Regions from separate parts of the Homo sapiens genome. Here region 2 is linked to region 1. Evidence: chromatin loops called from intact Hi-C (ENCODE). Cell type or tissue: heart right ventricle. All regions are shown on one strand. Each heading gives the region's core, and the rest is flanking DNA. Links, peaks and the distances in the headings are about the cores only. Region 1 overlaps PLAC1 (placenta enriched 1). Region 2 has its middle 60 kb from the start of PLAC1.

Evidence for each region. A loop is a pair of places that touch in the nucleus more often than their neighbours do. Peaks named below come from ENCODE experiments on the same cell type or tissue, not always from the same donor. Only the 100,000 strongest peaks of a DNase experiment are listed, where the experiment ranks them.
Region 2: it touches region 1 in a loop (4-fold over the local background); 1 of 110 quality-filtered maps calls a loop at or near these places.

What each region holds. Positions count from the first base shown.
Region 1 is chrX:134,650,361-134,654,754 of GRCh38, reverse strand. All of the region lies in intron 1 of PLAC1 (placenta enriched 1), which reads left to right. It also overlaps the pseudogene RPS7P12. Among named protein-coding and RNA genes, the nearest start is that of PLAC1, 5.9 kb to the left of the region's middle. In heart right ventricle, for the core only: no CTCF peak of the experiment used is centred there; no DNase peak of the experiment used is centred there.
Region 2 is chrX:134,716,757-134,721,150 of GRCh38, reverse strand. It overlaps a transcript of PLAC1 not described here. Among named protein-coding and RNA genes, the nearest start is that of PLAC1, 60 kb to the right of the region's middle. In heart right ventricle, for the core only: a CTCF peak has its summit at 2,502; a DNase peak (open chromatin) is centred at 2,545; H3K27ac peaks cover 749 bases.

The DNA of each region.
Region 1 (4,394 bases), core at 131-4,130:
GCAGCCTGCTTTTTTGTTTCACTTCAGGAGCCTTCTTGGAGGTGTTAAGAAGGCCTAGGTCTGCCAACATGGCCTCTGAGCCACTGGTAGAACCTTCAGGAATGAGAGAGGTGAGCCATTGGGCTTGGGGAGAGGTGAAGTCAGCAAGTGCATGAGGGGCCTGGGCTAGGACTCTTCTCATCTGAACCCCACAGGCACACCCTGACTGTTCCATATAACCACGTGTAGATCTGTCTCATTCTTTCAGTACAGTTATGTCTCATTCTTTCAGTACAGTTTTTAGGATGAATTGCTTTTAGGATGAGTATGGTTTTAATCATATTGTGCTTTGGGAGATGGTGGAACATCTGGGTAGAAAAAACATTGCCTAGGCTTCCTGAACTTGCCTGATCGTAAGAATCATTTGGGTATTTGTCTAACAAGCTTTCCAGCTAGGGCAGTGCTGCCATACGCAGTTGGAGAACCAGGTCTAGGGCTCCAGCGACAGGACTGCACTGACAGATGGAAGCTCCACTAATGGTGCTAGTTAAAGGCCTGAGAATAGACAGAGCAGGCAAGATGCCTGAGAAATGCTGAAGTCCAAGGATGGAGCCCACTAATTCCCATACAAGCTTCCTCCCCCAACCCCTCCCCTCCAGAGATGATTGCCTCCTCTTGCAATCGTTGGGGTCACATTTCCAAAGCATGTGCAGCTTTGAATATGAAAACCCTCCCTAACTGGCAGCACCTGGGCAAATTCAAATCACATACTTGGACATAAGACTCCTCCTTGCAAATGGGAAGGATGATTGGAAAAATGTGATTCCAGAAACCAGATCTGGACTGAACTGAAATTGCCTGAAAAATGAAAGCACTGGCACAATTAACAAAAAGGGACTGGATTCCTTTATTTATTTTATTTATTTGCAGCTAAATCCTACACAGCTTGCAGACCTTGGGAGACAGCCATCCTTTTATCATTCCTGATATGGACTTGAATTTCTAAGAAATGACTTTTTTAATGGTCTGTGGAATTGAACTCCTACTAGAAGCGGCCCTAGGACTCCCAGTCACAATGTTTTAAGAACAATCCTGAGACAAGAGCAGGAGCTCTGAGGGGCCTTGTGTGCCCACAGACCCATGAAGCCATATGCTGACCTCATATTGGTCTCTTCAGGTGTCCTAGAAAACCCAGCTCTGCATCTAACTCACCCTCTGCATTGGGACAAGGTAGAGCAAGGCCCAATGTCATTTTAGGGACCCACAATGGCAGAGGACTGCATTGGCTTGTCACACTGCCTGAAATGTTCACATTTCAGTGTGAAGCACTGACGTCCCCTGTCTTCTCTAAATCAAAGTGTCTCAGAGGTAAAGACAGGATCTCTAATTTTTTTAAGACAAGCAGCTTTTCACTTAAGGTTAAAAACCAAATGGAGAAGGGTGGGTAGTGATGTGTCTGGTTTTTGTTGTAAGCCTGGAGGGTGAGCAGGTGGTTAGGAGAGGGAAGGGTGTCAAGAAGACCCAGGCCTGCCAACATGGCCCCTGAGCCACTGGTAGAACCTTCAGGAATGAGAGAGATGAGCCATCAGGCCTGAGGAGAGGGCCTGGGGAGAGTGTATGAGGGGCCTGGGCCAGGACTCTTCTCATATATGGCCCCACAGGCACACCTGGACTGTAATGATTGTGGAATCGGGAAGCCATCACCACAGTTTCCAATTCCTTACCACTATTATTACCATGACTGTGCTGAGTGCATGTGCTTTGAATTTTCAGTGAGCCTGCTAGCCCAGGGACACTTCCACCTGCGCTGTTATGCAGTGACACAGACTGATGGACCACAGTAGCAGAGAGCAGCCGCGGACCTCACATCTGGGGGATCAGGCCTCAAGGATTTTGCATGACAGTTTATTCCAGCTCTGCCATGTCTCTTAAGAAATCCACAGTTTTGATTTTCTGTAACTGCCCCCACCCCCGCCCATGCTTTTAAAAACACATATTATGTGCCAGATGCTAGAGTAAGCATATTGGATATATCATTTATTTAATCCTCACCACAGCACTGTGAGGTAGATGTTATTGTTAACCAATTTTACAGATGTGGAAACTGAGGCACAGAGAGATTAAGTAACTTGGCCAGCACTGCTCTGCTCCAGCAGAATTTCTGGAAGTCAGCTGGCCAGCTAGACTCTTTCAGATTACTTTTCCTCACCCAAGCCCACTTCTGAATTTTCTCTCCCTATTGATTCAACCCCTGTGGTGACAGGTTTATCTTCAAATGAGGTTTCCTAGGATAGCCCTGCTATGGAGTCAACCTGACCAAGGGCCAGCTGCACCACTCACCTGGGAGCAGTTGCCTGTAGAACCAGAGAACAGAAATAACAAACTTCACTAGGGTTGGCCGCAAACCACAAGATCCTCTAGAAGGACCCCAAAATGTCCGTGAAGACCAATAGTCAGATTACTGACCATGCCGCCAGAGAAGAAAAGGGCAGCCTACCAACTATCCATCCTATTTGAGCCACGTGACTTGCCAACGTGGGTGTTTTCTGAGGAAAACCTTCAGTTCACCCAGCAATTCCAGCCTAAGCTCTTTTCCGAGTCTGCCTGAACTAACTAGATATTTGCCTCTGGGTCACTGTAACCCAAAAAGGCTTAATTAAAATCAGGAAATAGGCTCAAGTTCCTCTGCTGCAATACTATAAACTTTAGATAGGCCAAAGTAGGCTGCAAGGACACACAGGGATAAAAGGTACTTTGGATACAGCACAGTCGTCTGGGATACTCATACACACACCCACATGATACCCTCCTCCCCCCGTAGAAATTAAGAAATGAGAAAAGGAAAGTATTTGGCTCTAGGTGAGCTTCCTTTGTAAAGGCTGGAGACAATGCATTTGTCTACTGAACACATTTTGTCTGGGTATGGGGGAAGCAATCTCTCCAGCCTGAGGGTCTCAGGCAGGACTTGGCCTGGTGGGTGACTGGGGCCAAGTGGGGGATGACTGGCAGGCCGAGGGCATGAGGAGGACAGAGGAAGAAAGGGGGGAAAAAGGTGAGGGGGTGAGAGACTAGAAAGTGAAGGGAACAGGCACAGAAGGGAGAGAAGAGGGACGCCAGAGATGTTTGGAGTAGGGACAGTTGGGAGAACCCATGGCGCTGACAGCTCCGCATCTTGATAAAGTCATTTCCTGTTTATCAGACATCATTAGGGCATTAGAGTTCTCATACCAAAGATTTATCCAAGAGTAGACATTTGGCCCCTTTGGGTATCAATCCTTTTGGAACTCAGTTTCATTTTTTTGTTGTTTTTATTTGTTTATTTGTTTGTTTTTACTGTGAATATACCTTATTTAGTCATTTTTGTTTACAAGTGAAACTCTGGGAATTCAAAATTAACTTCGTTACCTATGAGCTTCTTAAAGACACCAGAAAAGTTTCAACCTTGTGTGCCACATTGTTCTGCTGTGCTTTGTCCAAATGAACTTTTGCGAGGCAGCTGCCATCCAGTTTCAAGTGGATTCTCTTGCCCACAATTTCACTTGGAAAGACCAAGTCCTCAAGATCGCATGGTACGCAGCTATCAGAGTACAGCTCCTGTGATGCTTTTGCTTATTTTTTGTATGGCTTTTTCAAGTTGGCTTAGGCAGAATTCTCCTCTGAGCAATAAAGACAACATGCTTCTCACTGAACTTTTTCTCCAATTCACATACTAGCCAGACTTGGATTTTCTGGGAAGATTTCAGTCGAGAAACAGGAACAAAGATTATGATAGCTTTCTGACTACCACCAACTTCAGTTTCCTTGGCTGCTGTGATATTCAGCTCCCTGAGCTGAGCCTTGAGGTCCACGTTCATCTTTGGCTCCAGAAGAGCCTGGGAGATGCCGAACTTGAACTTGTCTGGCTTCTTGCCGTTGGGCTTCGTGATCCTAGTGTTCAAACTGAACGTGGCCTTCTCCTTGCTGAGTGCTGGCTTAGGAAGAAGCCCAAGTCTCACAGTTTGGGATAGATAGCTTTTGAAATGTATTCACACTCCACTGCTTTCTGAAACTAAACATCCTGAGTCTTTTTTCTGGAAACAGTGGTAAAAGAGGCAAGGAGTTTGCTTGTGAATATTGGTTTCATTCTTTAAATAGATATTTGTTTATTCAGGGCCTTCTGTGCACTAAGCACTGTGTTGGGTGCTGTGGACACGACAGACCTGGAGCCTTCTTATGGAACTTGTTCTGCCTATAATTTGGCCCATTTTGAGGGGGTCAGAGAATGAACACTTCCACTTCCTAAACTGTGCTGGGCTGTGATGCAGTGAGGTCTTTGAGGGTCTCGGGAATAAGTCGGGTTGTTTACCCTTGTAATAAAAGGCTCCAGATTGTGGTGCCGAGACTTCCCAGTGTCAGCTGTCTCTCCGTGCTGCTGT
Region 2 (4,394 bases), core at 296-4,295, 66 kb before region 1:
AATGACTCTTCAGATTCTTTGCCCATTTTTAATTAGGTTATTTGTCTTTTTATCGTTTAGTTGTGAGAATTCTAGATACTCTAGATACAAGTCCATTATCAGATATATGACTTGCAAATATTTTCTCCCATTCTGCATGTTGCCTTTTCACTTTCTGGGTGGTTTAATTTGCAGTACAAAAGTGCTTCATGCTAGGAAGGCACAGTGGCCTATGCCTGTAATCCTAACACTTCGAGATGCTGAGGCAGGAGGATCACTTGAGCCCAGGAGTTTGAGAACAGCTTGGGCAACATAGTGAGAGCCCATCTCTACAAAAAATAAAAAAAATTCAGCTGGGTGTGGTGGCACACTCCTGTGGTCCCAGCTACTAAAGTGGCTGAAGTGGAAGGATGGCTTGAGCCCGGGAGGTCAAGGCTGCATTAAGCTATGATTATGACACTGTGCTCTAGAAATAAAAGTGTTTCATTTTCATATAGTCCAATTTATCTCTCTTTTTTTTCCTTTGTCACTTGCGTGTTTGTTGTCCTATCATCCTAAGAATTTCTTACCTAATCCAAGGTCAGGAAGATTTACACTTATGTTTTCTTCTGAGTTTTAGTTTTAGTTGTTACACTTTTAGCTCTGGGTCTGTTGCATTACTGTGTACATTTTAAGATCAACATGTCAATTTCTGCCAAAAAAAAAAAAAGCCAGCTGAGATTTTATTAGAGATTACACTGAATCCGTAGAACAATTGGGGGAGTACTGCCATCTTAGCAATATTAAGTCTTCTAATCCATGAACAAGAAATGTCATTCCATTTACTAAGGCCTTCTTTATTCTCTGTCAATGGTGTTTTATAGTTTTCAGTGTACAAGTTTTGCACTTCATTTGTTAAATTTATTTCTAATTAGTTTATTATTTTATTGCAAATAGAATTGTTTTCTTAATTTGATTTTCAAGTTGTCCATTGTTAGTGCTTAGTCATAGAATTGATTGTTGTGTTTTCTGGCATCCTGCAACCTTGCTGAACTTGATTATTAGCTCTAATAGTTTTTTGTGGATTCTTTAGGATTTTCTAACTAAGGTTGTGCCACCTGCAAATAGAGATATTTTTTACTTCTTCCTTTCCAATCTGGATGTCTTTAATTTTTTTCTCTTGCCTATTTAGCCCAGCTAGAACTTCCAGTATAATATTGAATAGAAGTGGTAAGAGTGGACATTCTTGTATTGTTTTTGATCTTAGGGGGAAATCTTACAGTTTTATACCATTAAATTTGATGTTAGTTGTGGGTTTTTCATAGATGTTCTTTACCAGATTAAAAGTTACTTTCTAGTTCTTGTTTATTGAGTGTTTTTTGTTTGTTTGTTTGTTTTTCATTGAAACGGAGTCTTGCTCTGTCATGCAGGCTGGAGGGCAGTGGCATGATCTCAGCTCACTGCAACCTCCACCTCCCAGGTTCAAGCAATTCTCCCACCTCAGCCTCCCGAGTAGCTGGGATTACAGGCTCCCATCACCACGCCCAGCTAATTTTTTTATTTTTAGTAGAGATGGGGTTTCGCCATGTTGGCCAGGCTGGTCTCAAACTCCTGACCTCAAGTGATCCACCCGCCTCGGCCTCCCAAAGTGCTGGGATTACAGGCCTCCCAAAGTGCTGGGATTACACCTCGCCTGGCCTACTGAGTGCTTTTATCATGAAGGAATATTGAATTTTGTCAAACACTTGTTCTGCATCTATGGAGATTAACAGGTAGTTTTTGTTCCATTAATGCAGCATACTACATTGACTGATTTTCTTATGTTGAACCAACCTTGCATCCCTAGGAAAAATTTTATTTGGTCATTGTGCGTAATTCATTTTATTTGTTGTTGGATTCAGTTTAGTAGTATTTTGTTGAGGATTTTTGTGTTTGTGTGATAAAATACAGATAACATAAAATTCGCCATTTCAACAATTTCAGAGTGTACAACTCAGTGACATTTGTTATGTTCACAGTGTTGTGCAATACTTACCACTATGTAGTTTCAAGACATTTTCAGCATGACAAAAGGAAACCCCACACACACTAAGCCGTCATTCTCCCCTCCCCCTGGCAACCACTAATCTGCTTCCTGTCTCTATGTATTTGCCTATTCTGAATATTTTTTGCCCAGGTGTGAGGTGAAAAGGGTTTGGGTGAAATTTCCTCTATTTAGAAAATTACTATCACAAATTCTTTATCAGTCAGCAGCCAGTCAGCAGCCTGTCCCACACAATTATTCACAGGCCCCTTTTGAACCTCCTGCATTTGGCAAGAAAGGGAGGTGAGCATGGAAAAGGAAGAGGGCAATCTTTCAACTGTCTCCCCTCCTTCTGCTAGAGAAGGGGGACTATGAGAAGAGGACTGCCCAGGATGGCTCCAGGCAAAATATAAACATTTGTCTCCTTTGCCCTCAAATCTCCCCTTTCTGCTGCTATATCCAGGCCCTGGTGGCCTCAAGTAGCCAGGCCCTAGGATATCTCTAAGATCTCTTCCCTCCAGGCGGGGCTGCAGGCCCTGAGACTACTTTCATAATTGGTTTCCTGTTGGGTGTCCCTTGCCTGCAAGCCTTACTAACTGGCCAGATGGCATCCACTTGCTTGAGCCACGTGTTCTTGTTTGCTAAGGCCTCCCTAAGTTATCCTGTCCAAATTCCCTGAACGTGAGGAATGTCAAGCCCCAAAGCTGTAAAAACGGTGACTCACTGAAGTCCAAGAAGGAGGTACTTCTGGAGAGCAGGGTGATCTTTACGTACTTTTCAAGTAATGCCCATGGGCAAATTTGTTATTTAGTGAAGCAGGATCAGGCAGTGGGAAAAAAAAGGTGACACCCCACCCTCACAGTATGCCTTACAGCCCACTCCACAGCTTTATTAGGAGCTAAGTCTCTGGAGAGATTCTGGGGAATTTTTTTTCTCCAGGGAGGCTTTCTGGCTTACACTTCTCCAGACCCCAAGGACACTCCCAGATGCAAGGTGATGTCATTGGAGTGTTTTCAGATAGAGAATTTAAGACTTGCTCTGACCTCATGTGCTTTGTGTTTCCAGTTTAACTCAAACTTTCCAAGACTTGAGTTCATTTACCTTTAATCAAAATTCCCTTTCTGGGCTCCACTTCTGATTACACATGGGCCTCTAAGTCTTCTTGGCCATCAGGTACCAGTTGATCAAAAGTGTCACACATTTAGGTAGGGCCAGTGTGGCTGACATGCCCTTTGAAGTTCAAATAGGGTTGGAAATGAGTGCAATATTGCTCACATGATGTCAAATCTCACATGTTTGAAATAGAGTGTGTGACATTTGACAAATTCAAGCACATGGTGAGGCAGCTATTCTGCTTACAGAGCAAAGACTCCACTAAGGACTAGGTGAGTGACTGCTCATTGGGGCCTGCCTCTTTGTTGACAACAGACTCAGACTGGGGCCTTTTTGACGAAAAATCAGAATGCTATTTCCAACCCTTAGGCAAGTAATGGGCTAATGAATGGCTCTAGAATTTTAGGAGACAGGCCTCACTCTGGGGGACAGTCCCCACTGAAGGCAAAGTTCTTTCCTCACCCCCACATGTGTGGCTGATAAAAGCTACTTGTCTGGCTGGGTGCGGTGTCTCAAGCCTGTAATCCCAGCACTTTGGGAGGCTGAGGCAGGCGGATCGCTTGAGGTCAGGAGGTTGTAAACCACCCTGGCCAACATGGTGAAAACCTGTCTCTACTGAAAAGACAAAAATTAGCAGGGGTAATTTTTGGCACGCACCTATAATTCCAGCTACTCTGGAAGCAGAGGCAGGAGAATCCCTTGAACCCAGGCAGACATTGCAGTGAGCCGAGATTGCACCACTGCCCTCCAGCCTGGGTGACAGAGCAAGACTCTGTCTCAAGAAAAAAGCTACTTGTCATATGTGCGCAATGTACTTCTCCCTGAAGACTATTTCAAATGGTTTCAGTTTGGCCATCTACCCAGAACGCACACGTACCCAGCACGCACATGTACCCAGCAAATGCCTTCCTATTTCTACCATCTTTACCCATAGAAGGCCTTAGAGTAAGTACTCTTTTTCACTGAGTCAGGTTTAGACCACAGAATCCTCAGATCAGCACTCCCAGCAGCCTGGGCCAGTTGCTTGGAGTTGGTATACAAGATAATGAAAATTGCTATCATTTTACTGAGGATTTATTATGGGTGAGGCACTGGGTAAGTGCATTACATGCATTATCTCTTTTAATTCCCACAATAGTCTTGTTATGTACTATTATTCTCATTTTACAGACAAGGAACCAAGGCCAAGGGAAGGTAAGTAAACTTTCTCAAGGTCAGATTGGCAGAACTGGGCTGGAATTCCCGTCTGTTTGACTCCAGAGACTAACCTCTTAACCGTTACGCTATGCCAGTTCATTCA